2 separate regions of the Mus musculus genome follow, and region 1 is linked to region 2. A link is a loop called in an ENCODE intact Hi-C map of the cell type or tissue named here. Cell type or tissue: left cerebral cortex. All regions are shown on one strand. Links, peaks and the distances in the headings refer to the core of each region. The heading gives the core; the rest is flanking DNA.

The links. Hi-C counts contacts between places; a loop is a spot of excess contacts. Peaks named below come from ENCODE experiments on the same cell type or tissue, not always from the same donor. Only the 100,000 strongest peaks of a DNase experiment are listed, where the experiment ranks them.
Region 1: it touches region 2 in a loop (2.1-fold over the local background); 10 of 42 quality-filtered maps call a loop at or near these places.

Annotation. Positions count from the first base shown.
Region 1 is chr3:146,446,959-146,455,291 of GRCm38, forward strand. It overlaps Ctbs (chitobiase), which reads left to right and starts at 3,509. Exons shown (of 7, transcript NM_001293672.1): 1 at 3,509-3,672; 2 at 7,389-7,527; 3 at 7,990-8,198. The coding sequence starts at 3,544. In left cerebral cortex, for the core only: a CTCF peak has its summit at 3,537; a DNase peak (open chromatin) is centred at 3,499; H3K4me3 peaks cover 1,267 bases; H3K27ac peaks cover 653 bases.
Region 2 is chr3:146,495,309-146,503,641 of GRCm38, forward strand. It overlaps Spata1 (spermatogenesis associated 1), which reads right to left and starts at 4,485. Exons shown (of 15, transcript NM_001316756.2): 1 at 4,347-4,485. Gng5 (guanine nucleotide binding protein (G protein), gamma 5) reads left to right here and starts at 4,528. Exons shown (of 3, transcript NM_010318.2): 1 at 4,528-4,712; 2 at 7,952-8,091. The coding sequence starts at 4,632. The coding sequence ends at 8,077. In left cerebral cortex, for the core only: no CTCF peak of the experiment used is centred there; DNase peaks (open chromatin) are centred at 4,429, 4,978 and 5,312; H3K4me3 peaks cover 2,102 bases; H3K27ac peaks cover 1,746 bases.

The sequences.
Region 1 (8,333 bases), core at 245-8,244, 48 kb before region 2:
AATCAACATGGCTTCTATTGCAATGGCTGGTGTCTATAGAAGCAAGGGAAAATGTGAACATGGACATATGAAGAAAAAAGATCGTGTGAACATGAAGATGACTTTTCACAAGCCAAAAAGCAAGGCTAGGACAGATTTCTCCTGTAGCCTTTAGAAAGACCCCCCACCCCCACCCCAGATAATCTTGCTCTTGGACATCTAGAATCATGGAACAATAAATATCTTGTTATTGCTTCATTCATCTCCTTTAGGGCACTTAGTTATTGCAACTTTAGTATGCTAATGCATACAAGATTGTGACCATCTCCAAGTGTGGGGGCTGTGGTAAAAAGTGCTAGAGATGAGCTATAAACAGAAGGCTTCTGTCCGCTCTTCAGCCTTGGCATGCTGACCTGGCCATCAGGACGGGCTCAGTCTTGATTGGTTTCCATCAGGTGGAAACAGATTCCTTTTCATGCCAACGAAAGACACGGGCAAATACTATGTTTGCAGATTTGTCAGCCTGTTCTCTAAGCCTCTCAACTTGAAGTCCAGGAAAGGCACAGCGTCTCCAAATCTTTGCATCCAGGATGGACTGACTTAGTAAGAAGCAGTTTTATAGGATGAATCTGTCAAACAGGTTAGGTTTGCAACATTAGTAAAAGGCGAGAATGAGAGTGGGTTTTACATTAACTACCAAACCAACGTAGACAGAGGCTTTTACTCATAGTGGATTTATTATAATCCCACATGGGTAGGACAGGCACAAAGGCGCATCTACTTCTGCAAGTAAGTTATGCAGTATGCTGCATAGACCTGCTCATGCTGGAATGTCTGTAAGTGCCACACACCCTGTCCTTAGAGTCACAATGACCTTAGAGTGGATGATGAGTCAGGATCTAGGGGTGTGAGTTAATTTGTTTAGCTAGAGAGGAAAGATTTAGAAATCAGAGGAGGCAGAAATGTTAGCTGTCTGTTTTCAAATGTGTGAAGAGTACCTTACTCTTACAGAGAGACCTGTTTCCAGAAAGTTCCCCAGATCAAAGGCCAGGAATGAGAAGATAATTTCCAGCCCAAGGTTAAGAAACTATCTGCAATTATTAGTCTTTACAATGCTGGGTTGGTTAGTAAACATTCTGAAAGAGCCACGCAACAGCTGAAACCTATTTCCTTTTGGCTTTTGGTTTTTGTAAGACAGGATCTCACCATGTAGCCCTGGCTGGCCTGGAACTATGTGGACCAGGATGGCCTTGACCTCAGCAGCAATCTGCTTGCCTCTGCTTCCTGAATGCTGGTACTGAGGACATGTGCTACAATTCCTGGCTTTGAAACCTACTCCTTATGGAAGGGAAAGATGGGTGTGAGGTAGGCCGGAGGACCTACTCTTAAATGCCAGGTAAGAATGGCCATGTGATTCCAGAAGGGGATGATGCCCTGTGCTGCAGGCTTTGTGTGAGTCTTAAACTGTCAACCTAATGCTGACAGTTTCCTCTATGTCAGGAAAATAGACTGTAGACTTGCCCAACCCATTGAGATTGCCGAGTGGAGTGGAGGCGCCGTGGCCCGGGGATGCTGTGCAGTTTTACAGGAGCCGACAGATTACTTGCTCAAAGGCCAGATAAGGACGGGCTCTGGGGCAGCTTGAAGACTTCCCCGCCCTGATGGAGAGTGGAGACGACTTGGCATCCATGTTAAGGTTGCTGACGTGGAGCTACATTGTCCAGGGTGAAATCTTAGCTCCACGCCTTACCACTGAGGCACATACCAGGTTTTAGGTGGAAAACCCCTGAAGAACAAGAGTACCTATTAAGGCAAGGTCAGGCCAAACCCCTGCTTCACACTTAGCATCATCAGATCCTCGGAACATCCGCCTGTGGGTCAGCTTCGCTGCCCGTAAGACAAGGCTGAAAAGCACACCTGCTTTACACGGCTCCTACTCTGATTGGACAGTGAGGGTTCAGTCCAGATCAGAGCCTGAGAGGAAAAGTAGCCGAGCAAAAGTCCTTCACCACCACGTTCATCAAGCCTTTAAAGGAGGGACCCTGATAGTGTTAACCGTCAGCCTGATGTTGGGCATGCCTATCTACAATCAAGTTAATTGTGGTGGGGAGACTCTGTCTGCCACTCTGGCTGCACCATTTTCTGAGGTCGTTTCAAGACTGCATTATGAAGAGGAAGGCCAGCTCAACATCTGCATGCATGCCTGCATCCTGTTTTCTGACTGTGACCGGCTGCTTCAAGACCCTGTTGCCGTGACCTCTTTGCCATAGTAGACTGTACCTTGAACTGTGAGCCAGGAAAAAAAGCTATCTTAGTTACTTCTTAATCACAGCCACAGGAAGAGAAACGAAGACAAGAAAGCAAACCTGGTTTCCAGCCTTTCCAGTCTGCCAGGATTAGAAATATATTAATTTGTTCCCGAGTATCCTTTGCTTTCCGCTCTTCTGAGAGAGCTCAGAGAGATCCTTGCTTTGACAACATTTTGGTTCTGGGAAAAGAATTTACATCATTTAAATTTTTATTGGTGTTTAGGGAGTGTACAATAAATTTAAACTCATATGCTATAATGGGTGTTTTAATTGTCATTATGAGTTTAATGACATTCAATTTCCTTTATAGCCATAAAGAGAATTTTTATTCCTGTTGCTACTTAAACAGAAGAATTCCCCAAAGAAAATGCCCAAATCTTCAAAGTGCGTTCTCCTTCCAGCATTCAGTACACGCTGAGCAGAGCAATCCAGGTCACACCCCCAGGACCTGATGACCCTGTTAGAGCCCCCTTCCCTATTCTCATAGCCAAAGGAAAGGCTTTTCTTGAGGTCATATCTCTCAAGCAAAATCACCGCACAGAGTTTATCTTTAAATTCTCTTTATTTAATGCTGGAAAATCACAATACACACTTAACCAAACATCTGGTAAATTGACAATAATATCACCCGTCCATTTTACATTTTAAAAAATACCCTGTGTAGAGACTTGGAAAAGAATGGTCTCAAACCGATTGAAGTTTAAAAAAAGAAAACAGGAGCTCTTGGAGTTTTACAGTGAACGTACTATTTACTACAAGCCAAGCACTGTGCTGAGCTATATTGGCAGGGGTGGGGTGCGGGGAGCAACGCCAAGCAAGAGATTCAAAATCAATTGTAAGATGAATGAGCAGAAAACGTTCAGACCACACAATCATGAAATGGTGTAGAGTGATGTAGAGTGATGGAGAGAATAAAAGTGGTAGAGTTACCTGCGAGTTACCCGGGTCAAGACTGTTTACCTAGCCCTTCCTAGCACTGGAGTGTAAGGAAGACCCCTGTCACATCTTACATTTACTCATAGGTAGTGCCCCCAGCAGCCGGGGTGGGATCCCAGTCAATTGGCTGCAAGTCCCACTTCTCCACAAAGTCCAGCATCAGCCCCGCCTTCTAGGGCCCACCTACCAAGCAGCAGGCTGGGTCGCTCTCCGTTTAGCATCAGGCCACGCCCCTCAGCAGAGACTCCGCCCCGCCTGCCCATAGGACATCAGGGCCCGCCCTTCAAGAGGCGTCATTCCCGCAGCCTCCACCCCAGGCATGGCGCTGTGTGGCCTCCCGGAATTCACTCTGCTGCTGCTGCCGCTGTTGGCACGGCTCTCGGCCGGGGACTGCCCGTGCTCCGAGGCTGCTCTCTGCCAACCGATCCGCCACCGTCCCGACTTCGAGGTCAGCACTCATTTGCCCGTCGGTCTGATACTCAAGGCTGTAGAAGTTGTGCGCTCACTGAGTAGCCTTAACCACCAGAGTCTTCCTCTTTTTAGATTTCCTTCAGAGGTTGGGCAACTTCCCAGGCCGCAGACTGTGTAATGCTCCTGCCTCATCAGATTCCCGAGGCCAGCTCCTCCCGCTAACCGCTCAGCCACCTGCGGGGAGGGTAGGAGAACCGGTTCTCGGTTTCCAAGGCAATGCACATTTAGTAGGAAAGTGTCCACCTCCAAAAGTACATCCGAAAGCAGGATGTTCTGCTAACCTTTGTACTTGGTACGGATTAGTTCTTTCGTTTATGGACAGTCACCCACCCAGGAAAGCGGCAAAAACAGCTATTTGAGTCCATTTTTCTTTAACCCAGCAGAATGGCGTATAAAGCTTACGGACTTACCACGAAGCATTGGTAAAATCGCGTGACCGAAGTTGATGACAGTGGCTGGACCTGGGGGTCAGCGATGTCAGGGGGTCCAGTCTCAAAAAATTTGTACAAAGAAGGAACAGTTGATGGGTCTTAAACTTATATTTGGTTTTGAGACATAGATATTTAAATGCTTGTGTTTGCATACATTGTTTAGAAAAATAGTGACAGTATTTTTGTAGACTGCCTACTGTGGAAACTGGACATTTTTTAAAAAGAAAAATTTAGGTGCATTAACGTTTCTTTGAGCAAGGGTCACTAGTAGCACTCAGATCATTAAGATCAGAAATTAAAGTTTTGGGAGAGAAAGAATTAGCTGTTTGGCAATGGATAGCTGTTACTTTTAGTTTCTGGTCCGGTGGATCTTTCCTACTGTGGTAGTTTGAATGGGAATGGCCCTCATGGAGTCATGTGTTTACATGCTTGTCCCATAGGAAGTGACACATTAACAGGTGTGGCCTTGTTGGAGGAAGTGTGTCACTGTGGGGATGGGCTTTGAGGTCTCCCATGCTCAAGCTCGGTCTAGAGTGGCTCAGTCTTTGCCCTGCTGCTTAGAACTCTGAGCTCCCTCGCCAGCATCACGGCTGCCTGGATGCTGCCATGATGATAAGGATTAAACCTCGGAACTGTAAGCCAACTCCAATGAAATGTTTTCCTTTATAAGTTTTGCAGTCATGGTGCTAATTCACAGCCAAAGAAGCCCTAAGACACCTGCTTAGAGATTAGCTGACTGGTTCTGATTGGCTAACTAGGAACTCAAGGGACTTGCTCAGCTGTTTCAGCCTAAAGCCCCTCCCCTCAATTAAGTGGTTTTATAACAATCTGATTTATTGCGGCACTCAACACTTAGTGGGTGATATAGTATTTGTGAGAATTTGTCATTACATGCTAAGAAAATTATACTCATCCATAAACTCGTAGTAAATGAGGCCTCACTAGCCTTTTGCTTCTTGAAATGAGAAGAGTGTAGATTATAAGAGTCTCCTTCCCCACTACATATATTTGTGTGGCAGAATTACAGGGGACTGACCTATGCTTTGAGAATGAACCCGTTTGTACTGGCAAATTTTATGCCAATTTGACACAAGCTAGAGTCACCAGGGAGGAGGAATCAATTAAGAAAATGCCCCCATCCAATCTGGCCATAGGTTAGCCTATAGGACATCTCCTGAATTAGTGATTGGTGGAGGAGGACCCAGCCTATTATGGGTGGTGCCTTTCCTGAACAGGCAGTCCTGGGTTCCATGGCGGTAAGGAGACTTTTTCCCTGACCTCTGCATCAGCTCCTGCCTCCAGGTTCCCACCCTGTTTGAGTTCCTTTGACGATGAACAGTGTGATATGGAAATATAAGCCGAATAAACCCTTTCCTCCCCAAGTTGCTTTGGTCAGTGTTTCATCACAGTTAATAGTCACTAAGATACCATTCCCCACCATGGACATCTGACACCCCTCCCTTTGTGTTCTCAAGATTGAGAGTAGTTGCTATTAGATCACAGGCCCTACCTAGTTGGGTTTTGTTTTGTTTTTAACAAGTTGAGTCTTAAATATGAGAATTAAAACACTGAGCTATCCAGTTTCACATTCTGTGTGTAGTAACTTTATTAAATGGTTGCTTGACAGAAAAAAATGAACTGCGCATAGTTAATTCGGAAAGGTAAAGGCATGCGAATATTCAATGACAGCCTTAACAATTATGGTTGTTGCTCTGCACAGCCCTTACTGGTCCATTCTCCTGTGGGCCCCTACATCTCTATTTTCAGTGCCAGTATAATGTGCCACCCCTTCTTGAAACTCTAATGGAACTCCAGAAAAATGAACAATTCTGTGGTCCTCAAATACTGCTTGAGAATACCACCTAGTTAATTTTATATTGTTCCTTTCTCTTTCAGCATTTCTGTGTCGTAGCTACCTTTTCAGGTCCAGAATCTCAGAACTCTTTTTAGTTGTGGGGAACCTGAGTTGTAGGAACTTTGTTCTAATCTGCAAATGCCCACTCGCCTGTAGGCTATCTTCTTTTGTCATCCTCCAGAATGCAGAGGTCCCCTCCCATGAAGCCATCGTGGATGGTTTCTTTCACCACCTAGATAGCAGATTCCTTGGACGTGGAATCAAGGCCCCTACATTTCCTTCCAGGCCTTGATGCTACTGTCATTTCCTAATGGATCTTGGTATTTGTTAACCTCTGTGCCTCTAGCGCCTAGCAAAACACCTCTCCTACATTTTCATTAAGGTTAGCTCTCTCCATAAATGAATACCGTCAGGTAGAAGGAACATGGCCAGTGAAGCTTTTGTGCTTCTAGGATCATCTCTGAGGGAGAAACACTGGAGGGACATTAGCTACTTTAAACTTGGACTTGACTACTCTTCTAAGTCGGCTTCATTCAAAAGCACACGTAGCAACTTAAGCAGTGTCCATGGCTCCATCTGAAACAGGCAGAAGCTTGAAGATCAGCAAACTCTGTGAGCTCTGGTGCTCCACCCTTTGCTGAGGTCTCACTCATGAGTTCTGGCCACATTCATCCAAACTCGTCCCCTTCGGTGGTTCCAGTGTGGGTCCCTCTTTAATCCATTCCTCATTTCAGCACAAGGGAATTTTCTAGGATGCATTCCTTTTCCTTTGAAAAAATACTTGTGTCTAAATATTAGGTGAGGAGTATTTCAGGCAAAGAACACATAAACCATACAGATGTAGAGCTGGTGGTTCTCCTCATGTCAATGGTCACACTTGTGTGTTTATAAAAATATAATCGACAGTAAAAGTACGAAACCTTAAATGAAGCTCCGTGGCTCCAAAAGGCCACCCAGTCTGTAGAGAAGTTCACGGAGTTGCAGTCTGAGTGGCTACCTTAAGCTAGACGAGTGAGGTTTTCATGTGAGTCCATTACAATAGGTGGTTTTATTAAATAAAAATGGTTTTGTTCTCCCCATTTCCCTCAGGATACTAACTTTTCAACAGGGCTGGCTTTCATGAATTACCCCAGATTCAACAGTCTGTGTTTTATGCTTTTTCTAAATTCTAGGTTTCTGCCATACTGAACATTTATAGTCACTGTGTTTTTTTCTGTCTTCAGGCCTCAACACTAGCCAGTACTTCTTCCAGGTCCATGCAACCACCAGTATAATACACTGGTAACCTGATGTCTTCGTATTACACTCAGTGCCCACTGCCTGACATATGGAGGTGGTTCAAGTATCTGGATGTCAGTATGATAGCCTCAGTTTAAGTGCCAGTGTCTACCCCTGTTTTCCTGGCAGGTCTTTGTATTTGATGTTGGACAGAAAACCTGGAAATCTTATGACTGGTCACAGATTACAACTGTGGCAGCTTTTGGAAAATATGACCCAGAACTTATGTGCTATGCTCATTCAAAAGGAGCCAGGGTAGTGCTAAAAGGTATGTTTTCAGCAGACACACGTCTAGCAAATGCAAAAAAAAAAAAATGTGTACTGTTTACTATATATAGTCCTTTTTATGCCTCTTTTATTCAAAACCTTAGTTGTAGATACCACTAAATCTATTCCACAAACACAGTTTTAAAAAGAAATAAGCCTACTTCTTGTTTTTGAGCAAATGTGATTGCCTAGTTATAGCACGCTGACCTTGAGTAATGGTCTACAAGCTCTGCTTCTAATTCAGGATCATTTTAGCTCACAGGGACTATTTCGAAGATTAGTAAGCAATGGCTGTTATTTGGTACTATTTCTCCACTTGGAAAGCAGATTAGAGGCTTGATATTCCAAAATTCATGTGTTTCAAAGACATTATGCTCTCTTTGGGAGTGGCTTTGGGAAGTAAACGGTTTTACCTATGAAAAGTATCCATATCCATATGTAAATATGTCTGTTCCTTCCAAAGGTGACATCTCTCTGAAGAATATCATTGATCCTACCTTCAGAGCATCGTGGATAGCTCAGAAAGTTGATTTAGCCAAAGCACAGTATATGGATGGGATTAATATAGACATAGAGCAAGAAGTTAACTGCTCATCACCTGAATATGAAGCACTGACAGCTCTGGTCAAAGAAACCACAGAGAGTTTCCAACGTGAGATCGAGGGATCACAGGTAAAATAAATATTCATTTTTGTTGTTGGTGGTGGTTTTTAGTCAAAATATATTTACATAAATATGATTAGTGACATCTTAGTTTTATAGCAATGGTGGAAGAGTCTCTGCACACATTTCCCAAAACCCCTTTTC
Region 2 (8,333 bases), core at 159-8,158:
AGTATGAATTAGCTAAATAGTATTTGAATTAAGAAACTGAAAACTTTATGCAGATATATTAAATATATTAATTCAGAACAAACTTGTAATTAAGAGAACTCAAGAACTATCAATAAAGATCTACTTCACTATTGTTTTTTGGTAAACTACACTCTAGTGTGCTTTTTCTCAAGTAATAGCAAAGTAGCAATATTTAGCAATATTTATTTTAGTCATGTTTAGACATTTCTAGCTGGACAAGTAATAGAGACCAAATTATTTGTGTCTGTGTCTGTCTGTCTGTGTGGTTTTTTTTGTTTGTTTGTTTGTTTTGTTTTTTGTTTTTTTTTTCCTTCCTCAAGGCAGGGTTCTCTGTGTAGCTTGGCTGTCCTGGAGCTCACTTTGTAGACCAGGCTGGGTTCAAATGCAAAGATCTAACTGCTTCTGCCTCCTGAGTGCTGGGACTAAATATGTGTATCACCACCATCGCCTGGTTGAGACTGAAGTTTTAGATAGCTAAAAACAAATAAAAGGGCCTGTTAGGAAGCTAAGTCCGTTAGGAATAAGATTTGGTGGCGGGAACCCTCCCAAAGTTTTCAAATATAATTTGGTAGCTGCTAAGGAAACAATATAGGGAAAGACGTTATGAAGCAGTCATCATAGCCACTAGACATGCTCATACCATGAGAAAGCTGTACTTTTTTGAGGTTATATAGATTTTAAAAACAGATTGACTAAGCAAATGCATGGTAACAGGAAAGCTAGATAAAACTAGTTATAAGCAACAAAGGCCAGGATTTTTGCTGCTAAAATTCTCAACCTTTGATTTTCTTCCTGTTTGGTTTATCTGTGACATAGTTCTAGTTTTGTTTGTTTGTTTGTTTGTTTGGGTTTTTTTTTTGGGGGGGGGGTTGAGACAGGGTTTCTCTGTGTAGCCCTGGCTGTCCTGGAACTCACTTTGTAGACGAGGCTGGCCTGGAACTCAGAAATCTGCCTGCCTCTGAAGTTTTGAAGTTTCACATAGAATCAATTTTCATGACTTGTCTACATTATCTTTACAATAATAACCTCACTCAATGCTTTACTAACTTGAATGAATCTGTTATTTAATTAATAACAAGTTTAAATTAAAATTGGGCATGATTAGAATTTCAAGTTAATCCTAACCAAAACATTTCACATACTAAATCCTAACATAACACTTGGATTTCCAGACAAATGGACAAAGTAATACCAATTAGAACATAAAGCAATCTGACGAGCAAAGCGAAGAGGACTATACAGTTCTAATATAGACTCCTCTACGTACTACAATATTTTACCTTACAACCTTCCTGTCAAGAACGGATGATCAATCTTATCTTGTATACTAATTTTAATCAACAATTACCAATGTGTCTAAAAGTGAGTTGTTTAGTCTGGGGGTACAGTGCAGTTGGGGATCACTTGCATAGTACATGCAAAGCCCTTAGGTTTGAGCCCCCAGAACCAAATGTTAAAAATCAAGTGACTGAAAAAATAAAAATAACTTTGACACTCAGCTCCAGAGCTAAAATCAAATTTTAAAAATTTCTAGTATTCCTCAAAGTAAATAAGGATTTGAGAAATTTTTAGTTATTGTTTGAGGCTAGCAAATACAAAGAGATACTTAGTGTACTAGAAATCCCATGTGACCACTAAAATTGGGAGTTGACTGAGGCTATATTTACATCTATCAGAACTCCATAGAAAGCAATCACAGGGACTGAGCATTAGCAAAGCAGGGTTCTAGTCCTGCAAACTATATAAGGCCATTCACTGTGGTCTATGCCTCAGTCATAATGAGAAAATGACTTGAGCGTAAGATTCTTTCCAGTTCTTGGATTCATTCGGGTAGTGATAATACCTTTCAACTAAGAGAAATCAGAATACAGTCAACCTTATGGCAGATGATAGAAAGACACAGATCTCTCTGATTAGGATAAATTCAGGTTCTATTTCTGTTCTGAGAGTTTTGTCCTGTCTAGTACACGGGTGACCCAATAAAGTACTAACCCTCCTAAAAGGTAACTTGTGTTAGTTAAATAAACGAAGTGCCCAGGGACATCTCTGAACCTACATACCATTAGGGTATATTTAAGTCTTATAGTACTAATTGATGAATGAAGTCTATTTATAATGATGCCTTGACCTGTTGATTTGAGCCTGTAGCAGTATAGTACATTGTGGCAGGGACACATGACAGAAACTTTTGATATGAAATGAAAAGACTGAGGAAGAGGCAAATGTCCTGATACCCCTATCAATGGCATGTTTGCCTTCCTTCCACTAGGCCTTACTCCATAAAGGCTCAACCTTCCAATAGTCCACAGGCAGGCAATCAAGCTTTAGCATTTTGGCCTTCGGAGTTTAAGACAGAACTCATAGCATAAGGTGAATGCTAATGTGGTAAGATAGGAGGACAGAAATGTAACATTTTAGAGTAAAAATACTTAATGCCCCATTTCCTGAAAAATGGGTGAAAATATGCATAAATGTTGACTAAAAATACAAATCTTCATTGGCTATCTTAAACACTTTTGCAAACATTTCTTTACCAAAATTTCCCTATAAGTTCCATATTCAATAATGAAAACTAATTATTATACCAACAACATATTAGCAAAGCCATAGAAAGAAATGTATTGCATGTATGTAACAGGAAAAAAAATTGGGAAACCTATGTTGTAGGAATTTTTTAGAACCAAGTCCAGGGCCCATTTTGATAACAAAGTCTATCTTTAATCATCTAATATGTAAACACATGGTAAAGCCTTTGAAATATTTTAGAACATCGTGGAAGGTTAAAAAAGCTTTTACTAGGAGATATTGATAGTTCATGAACTGTATGTAATACTCATATCTTCGAATGTAAATGAATTTAAAGGCAATCTTATTTTCCTTCCTTTCTATCCCAATATGTATTGCTTATTTGACATACCATAAAACTATGATAGCATCTGGTGTGTGAGACAGCAATACACTCTGGTTTCCTAGCTCAATAGTTTGGGGAAAAGAAAACAATAAACTTTCTGAGACTAAGACAAATTTGTTTATTCCTCAACATTTCCTTAATAATGGGTTCTGTACCATGTAAAATCTTCTTTGAAATGTCTTCCAGCACATTCCATAGTTCTTAAGTATTATTGTAACTAATATAAAGTAGAACTTTAAGTTACACGTTAATCTTAGAAATCTGCATTTTAGCATACATTACAGGTAACAAGGCACAAAGTAAAATATTTGTGTTACATTTTGCATTAATTAATTTATTTTGGAGGCACAAGCCTTTAATCACAATGCTTGGAAGGCTGTGGGTTTCGAGGCCAGCCTGGTCTACATGGAGTTTCAGGCCAGCCAGAACTACAAAGTGAGACCCTGTCTCAAACAATATGGTTTGTTCGTTCACTTTTTAAATTATGTATTAATTAATGTACGTGTGTGAATGCAAACGTTCCCAGACTCCAGTGAGGGTGACAGTAGCCCAGGACTTGGTGCTTTTGAGTTGCCCAGTGTGGGTGGTGGGAAGTGTGACCTTAGGTCCTCTGCACGAGGGCTCAGTTCCCCAGTCCTCTAACTGCCATCTTCCAGCCTCAGTTTTCGTATTCTTTACACATATAATTTCATTTCGTTTCATTTTTTTTTTCCAAGAAATCCAGGGAGCGTTTTAACTTCGGCAGTTTAAACGGCTTGCCCAAGCACACCAGGGCTAAATTCAAACCCAAGTTTCTTAGATGGTCACTGTTAAGGACTGGGTAAAACCCCAAACTGATATTAACTGCTCAGTAACGCGATGTGTTGGCCCAGAGCAAACCATGTCATTTTTCTCAGTATCCCAAAGAAACAGCACTCACGACGAACCTCCTGTTTAGAGATGTTAGGTCTCAACAGGACTAATTTAAATCTTACTAAACTTTTGAGTCCTTCTGAAAACCCCTCTGGGGTTCATCAGTTACAAGCACGAAGTCAGCAATTACAGGGACATCAAAAGAGCAAACGATCCCCGAACGCGAACGCTTTATTTTTTAAAAAAGCACGGGGGACAGATTCCAGAAAGACAGGGCTAACAGGAAGCTGTGCGGGGCGGCTCGCACCTCTCGGCGACAGGCCAGCCTCCGACCGTCCAGGGTCCCGCGGCCCGGGTCCGTTACGGCGCCCTGGGCCCCGGGCTGGGCGAGCTGCGGCCGGCGCCGCCGGTTCACCCGAGGGCGCCTCACACAGGGCTGAGCTGGCGGGACTTGGGACGTGTCACGGACGCCCCGAGGCAGCGCGGCCACGTCCCTCACCCCGCCGTCGGTCGCGGACCTCCCTCCCCGCGCTCCCGAGTCCGCCCCGGGGCGTCCTCTTACCTCGCCCTACCCAGCCCCTCCAGAGGCGGAAGGCGCCGGCCGGGCGTCGGGCCGCACCGCCCCCGTCGCCACCGCGCCCACCGGCCGCTCCGCCCCTTCTCTCTCTCTCGCGCGCGCGGGGGGAGCCCGCGGCCGTCCCGGGGGGAGGGGGAGGGGGCGTCGGCGCGCATGCGCGGCGCGCACAGCCCCGGAAACTTCGACGAAGTTCGGAGCCCCGCCCCCGCCGTCCCGCGACCTGCCGCCCCCTGCCCGGACTGACGAGTCGGCCCGGCTGTCCCGAGCGCCATGTCGGGTTCTTCTAGCGTCGCCGCCATGAAGAAGGTGGTCCAGCAGCTCCGGCTGGAGGCCGGGCTCAACCGCGTGAAGGTGAGCGGGCGTGGGCGGGCGGTGGGCCCCGGGGTTGGGGGGAAGCGCGAGCCGACACGCGGCTCCTCTGGCCGGGCTGTGGGCCGAGGGCGAGGAGGGGGCCCGCCCTTCCGCCGCCCGCCGACTCTCGGCGGCCCCGGCGGGTCTCGCCAGCGACTTCCGTCTCGCACGTCTCACCCAGGCTCACTCCCAGCCCTCGTCCTTTGAACACACACGAGTCCGCCTGGGTAGCTCCGGATGGCGGCCTGATGAGCAACTTTTGTTTGCGGATCGTCCCGGGAGTCTCCGGACTCCACCTTTGTGGGGGTCCAGCCTCGAACAAAGAGGTGTTTGCAGCAGACGCCGCGGCGTGCTCGGCTGACCTTGCTGGGGTGTCTGTTTACCCGAGAAACCGCTGGCCGCTGGCCTGGGAGCTTGCGGTCTGGTTGGGGGGTCGGGTCTTGGGCTGTTGACTTTTAGGGAAAGGCTGTCCTTGTTGGTAGACAGCTAGGCATTCAGACGCTTTGGCTCTAAGGACCGTTTGGTTTATTTTTTTCAACTCCTAAACGGATTTGGCCTCTTTCTGACGTAATAGGTCGGGTTACATGTGAAACACTTCCCGGTGATTATAAAAAGAAACAAGAATATAAGTCGCCTTGCTAGACCCTGCCAGTTTCCAAGGTGATTTGATTTTATATTCAGCAGGCTAGTCCTTATTTCTAACGTGCTTTTGGAGAAGGCTTCTATTTAGCTTTCTTCTCAAGTAGAAATGTCAGAGACTGCTCAACTTCCTTGTGGTAACCATAGGAGGAGGGTAGGGAGACGCCCAATCAGTCTTGGTTTGGACTCTAATCATATTCTCACTTTTCATCCAAGTGACTTAGTCTTGGCCAGATTAGAGCTCTGAAATTTGAAGTGATCTATTGATCATCATCATTCATATATAATAACTGTCATAAAGTAGGCCAGGAAGGAAAAAAATAGTGGGTTGGGGGAGGAAATAAAGACAGGTACGTGTAGTAATTACAGTGGCGGTACTTAACCCTGGTGGCCCAAAGCAGTGAGCTAGCTCCCAGAGGAGGACTTCCTTTTCTTTGAAAACCCTACCTGCTCTGTGGCTACCTCCTAGCTTCTCTTGCCTTGCGTCCTAATTCTTCTGAAGGCTTCTCACTGGGATGACTCGAGCCACCACAGACAAACAGGTTTTTGAAGTTTCCATGGCAAGGCTCATCTCACTTGGGAATGTTACATGTCTAATCTAGGTTCCTAAATTAGGTTAGGTGCCATTTGATATCATCCATGTACCACACCTATGCTAGGTGCTTTTTGTGTGTGACATTTTAAAGCTAGCATAAACTTACTATTGTATTCGTTTAGGTGGTAATTACAAGTGCTTTTTTTTACCAAACTCTCAGGTAGGTCAGGACATTTGGAAGCCTGACTAATAGTTTTGCAGTGTCAACCTCCTGGATGGTAGATAGTGGCTGCTCTGTGGCTTGGGTACTAGCAGCCATTCCATCTTAAGTCTCAAGGTTGCTGTTTAGAATGCTGGGTTTTGTTTTCTTGAGACAGGGTTTCTCCATATAACCCTGGCTCTCCTGGAACTCTCTGTAGAGCAGACTGGCCTCAAGCTGAGGTCTGCCTGCCTCTGCCTGCTGGGATTAAAGGAGTGCACCCCAGCGGCCTGGAGCACTGTTAGTCAAACAGCCTTAGGTTTCTCACCGTTCCTTCCCTAGGATTCTGTGCCTAGAGATACAGTCCATACATCGTGGTACTTGGAGAAATGTGTGGGAAAGGAATTAACAGGCACTTCATGCTAACTGCTGATCTTGAACAAAACCAAATGCTGTAACACTGAAAACTCATACTTTACCTTCCATACAGTAGCCACTTTTAAGAGGCAAAGCAGGGTGTGGGTTATTTGTACAAGCGTTTAAGAACTGCAGGAACCTCTAATATTCAGTCCATGAGTCACATGAGACGTATTATACTGAATTGTTGTATAAGCCAAACACAGGTAGATTGAAGCTGAGTTTAACTTATCCAGGGTGACTGATCCCTAGGTCACAATATAGCTATCATCTAGGGCCTGGGTTTTAGGCATTTGTTGTAATCTTAGAGATAACTGAGATTAAGAGTAAACACAGGAATTAAATGGCTTGAGTGCATTTTTAGTTTTTCAGTGTCTGCTTACCCATCCACTTTGTTGTGTCGGTATTTGTGTTCAATCAGCTAGTTTGAGATAGGGTTTTGCCAAGTAGCTGGACCAGCTTTGAACTCAACTGTTTAAGTTACAGAGCCAGGCACTTCTGCTCTGGTTAATTTAAAAGGTGTGTGTATGTGAGCATGCATGCCATGGTACACACGGGGAGTTAAGAGAGCTGCAACCTTGTAGAGTTTGATCACTCCTTCCACTCAAATGTGGGTTCTGGAGATCAAACTCAGGCCCAGTCTAACAACCTTTCTGAGCAGCCTATCTTCAAGAAACACTGTATTTGCCACAAATGTGATTTGGCAGTGTTGATACGTGTATATAGTACAACCCAAATAGGACTTCAGTATTGTTTATTATATCCTGTATTTCCTAACCAGAATATATATAAAATGGTAGGTGTATGTCACTCTTAATTGCAAGGTAGTATATGGATGGGTATAAATTTAAAGAACATTGAATTCTTAGTTCTGTGCTGGTTACCTTAGGTTCATGGGCATTTTTCCAGTTTGCTTTCAAGACCATTTCCCTATAATGTTAAGATCTTTTTGTTGAACTATTAATACTACATATTAATAACAAGATAATGGGGGATGTGACTCAGTTGTTAAGAGTTTTTGCCTATGAAAGTCCTGATTTGGATCCCAGCACTCAGATTACCATCTAAGAGGCAGGAGGCTTAGATGTTCAGTGTTTAAGGCAGTTGCTGCATAGCAAGTTTGAGGCCAGCCTGGGCTACACAAGACTAAACAAATTCTATTTTCCCCAAACCAAGCTGTCAGGGCTTGTTGAACAGCCCATCATATAAAAACAAGACATGCTGTGCTTTGTAGGTAAATGGGATTATACTATTGAGTCGCTTGATGCTTGTGATGAGTAGGAAAAAAACATTGCAATTCAGTTTCATTTACTTAGTGTCCTGAGTATGAGCCAGTATAGAACGGTTAGCAGTACGCTATTTTGAAGTGATGTTTATTTCAGGTGTTTCCAGACTTATAAAAATCATCAGAACCTTAACCAATAGATGTTTCTCCTTTCACTGTCATAGGTTTCCCAGGCAGCTGCAGACTTGAAACAGTTCTGTCTGCAGAATGCTCAACATGACCCTCTGCTGACTGGAGTGTCTTCAAGTACGAATCCCTTCAGACCCCAGAAAGTCTGCTCCTTTTTGTAGTCATCTATCTTGAGGTAAGTTCACACCGCCCCCTTTGATTCAAAGGAAGACACTTAGGTCTTCTTATCTGTAGCACTGACAGTGTCTGTCCCTGTGGTCCTGACTGGCATTCCAAATTCCTTGTTTTTGAAGGCTACTGAAAACTAGGTTAGAAGTCACAAAGACTAATGTTTTTATTTATATCAGAGTGCTAAATAGATGTAATAACTGTAACTAGAAGCACGGGAGACTCAAGAGTCCACTGCCACCAGCAGCC